Linked DNA regions of Homo sapiens: region 1 is linked to region 2. The links are chromatin loops, found by intact Hi-C in ENCODE. Cell type or tissue: CD4-positive, alpha-beta T cell. All regions are shown on one strand.

Region 1 (2,500 bases), 1.2 Mb before region 2:
TCAAGAATTACCATGCACTGTATGATCTACCTGAATGTGTGTCATCTCCAACTAGAGTGACACCCGTGGGAATAAGAGTAGAATTGTCCCTTGGTGTCTGTGGGGAACTAGTTCCAGGACCCCCACAGACCCCACAGATAGAAAAATCCATGGATAGGCTGGGCGCGGTGGCTCATGCCTGTAATCCCAGCACTTTTGGGAGGCCGAGGTGGGCGGATCACGAGGTCAGGAGATCAAGACTATCCTGGCTAATACTGTGAAACCCCGTCTCTACTAAAAATACAAAAAATTAGCCGGCGACTGCACTCCAGCCTGGGTGACAGAGCGAGACTCTGTCTCAAAAAGAAAAGAAAAGAAAAGAAAAATCCACAGATGCTCAAGTCCCTTATATAAAATGGTATAGTGTTTGCATATGACCTATACATATCCTCCTTTATACTTTAAATATCTCTAGATTACTTATAAAACCTACTACAATGTAAATCTATGTAAATAGTTGTTAATACTGTATTGTTTAGGGAATCATGACAAGAAGAAATTCTGTACATGCTTAGTATAGACACAGCCATCCATTTTTCCCCCTTCATATTTTCTATCTACAGTTGGTTGAATCTGCCCATGGATGCAGAGGGCCAACTGTATGTCTGTCCTAGGTACTGTGAAACTAAATCACTGAAACTAAATCACTGAAAACTCTAGCTGCAGATAGACTGGAACTTGGAGAGTCTGGAAATAGAGAGTCAAGAGAGGCTATTAAAGTTTGGCTGTGTCGTGATAACTACTATAAATTTGGTACATTCACTCACGGAGTGAGTATTTTGCCATGCCCTGTGTTAGGTACCTGGAACAGTACCTAAGATAGACAGTTCCTAATAACCCATGGATCCCATTCAGGTTGGGGATAATAATCTAGTTGGGGATAATAATAATTATTATTAATTTTTCTCCATAAGTTAATAATTATAGGAGCATGGTAAGTACTTTGGGTATAGGGTGAGTACACAGTCTTAGAAGAGGAAAAACAAGGAGGATTTAGCTGGTCTTGGTTGGTCAGGAAAAGCTTATTTAAAGAAGGGCTTATAAACTGAGACCTGAAGGTTGAGTGAGGAGTTGTCTGGGTTAAGGGCTGGCAGCAGGAGGTGGTGGTAGGGGAGGGGTTGAGGCATAGACACCACAGGGTTAGGTCGGAAGATGAGAAAGAACATGATGCATTTCAGGAAGGAGCATAGAGTGTGGAGGTGTCTGGGGCTTTATCAAAGTCCTGTCAGCCAAGAGCAGTAGGGAGCATTGACACTGAAGGGTTTTAAGCAGGAAAGTGACGTATTTGTTTACATTTATAAAATTCACTAGAACTGAAAGTAGAATGAGTAGAAATTAAAAAGTTGGCTATATGCTAGGCATGGTGGCTCATATCTGTAATCCTAGCACTTTGGGAGGTTGAGGTGGGAGGATTGCTTGAGCCTAGGAGTCTGAGGCTGCAATGAGCTATGATCACACCACTACACTCCAGCCTGGTTGATAGAGCAAGATGCTGTCTCAAAAAAAGAAAGAAAGAAAGCAAGCTGGGTAGAAATAGAGATGAGTTTAAAGACAAATAAATACTGTTGATTTTGAGATAGGCCTTTAAGTACAAGTATCATGACAATAGGATGACTTTTTTTTGAGACAGAGTCTTGCTCTGTTGCCCAGGCTGGAGTGCAGTGGCACAGTTTCAGCTCACTGCAACCTCCACCTCCCGGGTTGAAGTGATTCTCCTGCCTCCGCCTCCTGAGTAGCTGGGACTACAGGCACGTGCCACCATGCCCGGCTAATTTTTGTATTTTTAGTAAAGACGGGGTCTCACCATGTTGCCCAGGCTGGTCTTGAACTCCCGACCTCAAGTGATCCACCTGCTTTGGCCTCCCAAAGTGTTGGGATTACAGGCATGAACCACCACGCCTGGCCTAAATGATTGCCTTTACTGAGGTCAGGAGTTCGAGACCATCCTGGCCAACATAGTGAAACCCCATCTCTACTAAAAATACAAAAATTAGCCATGGTGATGCACACCTATAATCCCAGCTACTTGGGAGGCTGAGGCGGGAGAATCGCTTGAACCCTGGAGGTGGAGGTTGCAGTGAGCTAAAATTGTGCCACTGCACTCCAGCATGGGTGACAGAGCAAAATTCCATCTCAAAAAAAAATAATAACACATTTTTTAAAAACTATTTTTAATAGTTCTATCAAGTCAGATCCAGTGTAGTTCAACAGAAAAAATTTAACATGGGGGTGAGATACAAAAGTTTTGGCAGAGCTAAATGAGCATAGAGGACAGTGATTCAACAGCAGGAAGCTGCTACCACCTCTAGGATAGGAGAGACCAAGGGAGCAGGTGGGAGTCCAGGAGCTGGGGCCACCTGCAAAAGCTAGAACCACAGAATAGTCACTGCCACTGCCGCTCGTGCCAGAGGAGGTAGGGAGAGAAAAAACCTGACTTCTCTGCCCTCTTCTCACCTCCAGT
Region 2 (2,500 bases):
ACCAACATGGTGAAACCCCATCTCTACTAATAAAGTACAAAAATTAGCCGGATGTAGTGGCGCGTGCGTGTAATCCCAGTTACTCGGGAAGAGAGGCAGGAGAATTGCTTGAACCCGTGAGATGGAGGTTGTGATGAGCCAAGATCACACCACTGCACTCCAGCCTGGGTGACAGCTAGACTGCGTTTCCAAAAAGAAAAAAAAGCTTTTGTGACAAATCTTACAGGTGGAGCGACCACCCCAACCCCCGTACATCCTGAGAGTGTCCAAAAAATGGAAAAGATCGTGTTTAGGCTTACATCTTAAAGGATGACTTACAACCTTAATTGATATTTTGTAACAGAGATGATGTTAATAGACACTGTATCTAAATTTGTAAAGTAGAATTTGTAGAATCATTTGGGGTTTCACTTCAAGTTTGCCATTTGTGATTGTCAAACTTAATTTGACTTTACAATTACATGGTTTTGTTGTAAAGAATCATCCATTACACTGATTTTGGATCAGTCTGGCATTTGTGATTGGTCTGGTGATATGTTTTATGACTATGATTAAACTGTCAGGCTTCTGGTTGACCCTTGTTTTAGAAAAATTACCCTTTTTGGGCCAGGCGTGGTGGCTGACGCCTACAATCCGAGTACTTTTGGAGGCCGAGGCGGGTGGATCACGAGATCAGGAGATCAAGACCATCCTGGCTAACACAGTGGAATCCCATGTCTACTAAAAATACAGAAAATTAGCCAGGCATGGTGGCACACACCTGTAGTCCCAGCTACTCGGGAGGCTGAGGCAGAAGAATTGCTTGAACCCTGGAGGCGGAGGTTGCAGTGAGCCGAGATTGCGCCACTGCACTCCAGCCTGAGTGACAGTGAGACTCCATCTCAAAAACAAAAAAAGAAAAGAAAAATTACTTTTTTTGAGATGGTAAGGCCAGTAGACTTCTGTGCTAATGCCATGTAAGATGTGATTACAAGAAACAGTAAACCTTAGTTTTTAGAAGGAATTGAGTTACATTGAATAGTTTTATGCGCATTTTTTGTCAATAGATCTTACTGAAAATGGGCTTGGGTTGGCCGGGTGCGGTGCCTCATGCCTGTAATCCCAGCACTTTGGGAGGCCGAGGCGGGCACATCACCTGAGATCAAAAGTTGGAGACCAGCCTGGCCAACATGGTGAAACCACATCTCTACTTAAAATACAAAAATTAGCTGGGTGTGGTGGCAGGCGCCTGTAGTCCCAGCTACTCAGGAGGCTGAGGCAGCAGAATTGCTTGAACTCAGGGAGGCGGAGGTTGTGGTGAGCCAAGATGGCGCCGTTGCACTCCAAGCCTGGGGGACAAGAACAAGACTTCCTCTGGAAAAAAAAAAAAAAAAAAAAGAAAATGGGTTTGGGAATTATGACAAACCAGTTTCACAGCTTACTCTGTTTACTGAACATGTTTGAGAATTATTTTAGGCCAGGCGTAGTGGCTCACACCTGTTATCCCACCACTTTGGGAGGCCAAGGCAGGCGGATCATCTGAGGTCAGGAGTTCGAGACCAGCCTAGTTAACATGGTGAAATGCCGTAGCTATGGGGGAGTTTAGGGCAAAAGGATTGCTTGAGATCAGTAGTTCAAGACCAACTTGTGCAGCATAGCAAGACCTGGTTTCTAAAGATGGAAATATTGTTGTGGAGTTGGGAAAGGAGTGAGGGTACAGTATATACTGCTCAGGTGACAGGTACACTAAAATCTCAGAATTCACCATTAAAGAACTCATCTATGTAACCAAAACCCACCTGTACCTGAAAACCTGTTGAACTATATGAAGAAATAAAAAAGATAAAAATTATTTTAAAATCTGTTATGAAATTAATTTTATATGTTTTACTCCTATTAGAGAACCTATTGATAATTTAACTCCTGAGGAAAGAGATGCAAGGACAGTCTTCTGTATGCAGCTGGCGGCAAGAATTCGACCAAGGGATTTGGAAGAGTTTTTCTCTACAGTAGGAAAGGTAATCTTAACCTGTTTAGGGAGGTCAAGTAGGTAGAAATTGCAAGAGAAAACATGTAAACATCAAATACTTCATTTGATTTAGTAGCAGTATTTGTTTGTGGTAATGTTTCCATTTTGCCTCTTGTAGTATTGGAGTTGATAAATGTTACTACAAATTTGTTCAAAGATAAAGATAGGATATAGGAATTGTCCTACAGATTTACTTTTTTAATTAAATTTTTAAAAATACCTTCATCCTTCAACAGTGTCTCTTGAAATAATTCTACATGTGTTACAATGGATGTTTGCACAAACAACTGTGTTTTCTTTCTAGGTTCGAGATGTGAGGATGATTTCTGACAGAAATTCAAGACGTTCCAAAGGAATTGCTTATGTGGAGTTCGTCGATGTTAGCTCAGTGCCTCTAGCAATAGGATTAACTGGCCAACGAGTTTTAGGCGTGCCAATCATAGTACAGGCATCACAGGTAATTTTTTTGTTGGTTAAGAGTTTGATTATTGG

Evidence for each region. Peaks named below come from ENCODE experiments on the same cell type or tissue, not always from the same donor. Only the 100,000 strongest peaks of a DNase experiment are listed, where the experiment ranks them.
Region 1: a loop joins it to region 2, with 4 times the contacts of the local background. A loop is called at or near these places in 1 of 110 quality-filtered maps.

The regions. Positions count from the first base shown.
Region 1 is chr20:36,893,929-36,896,428 of GRCh38, reverse strand. TLDC2 (TBC/LysM-associated domain containing 2) reads right to left here. Exons shown (of 7, transcript NM_080628.3): 7 at 2,194-2,500. All of the region lies in intron 15 of SAMHD1 (SAM and HD domain containing deoxynucleoside triphosphate triphosphohydrolase 1), which reads left to right. Among named protein-coding and RNA genes, the nearest start is that of TLDC2, 19 kb to the right of the region's middle. In CD4-positive, alpha-beta T cell, no CTCF peak of the experiment used is centred here; no DNase peak of the experiment used is centred here.
Region 2 is chr20:35,724,535-35,727,034 of GRCh38, reverse strand. RBM39 (RNA binding motif protein 39) reads left to right here. Exons shown (of 17, transcript NM_184234.3): 7 at 1,880-1,997; 8 at 2,313-2,465. Among named protein-coding and RNA genes, the nearest start is that of RBM39, 16 kb to the left of the region's middle. In CD4-positive, alpha-beta T cell, no CTCF peak of the experiment used is centred here; a DNase peak (open chromatin) is centred at 1,333.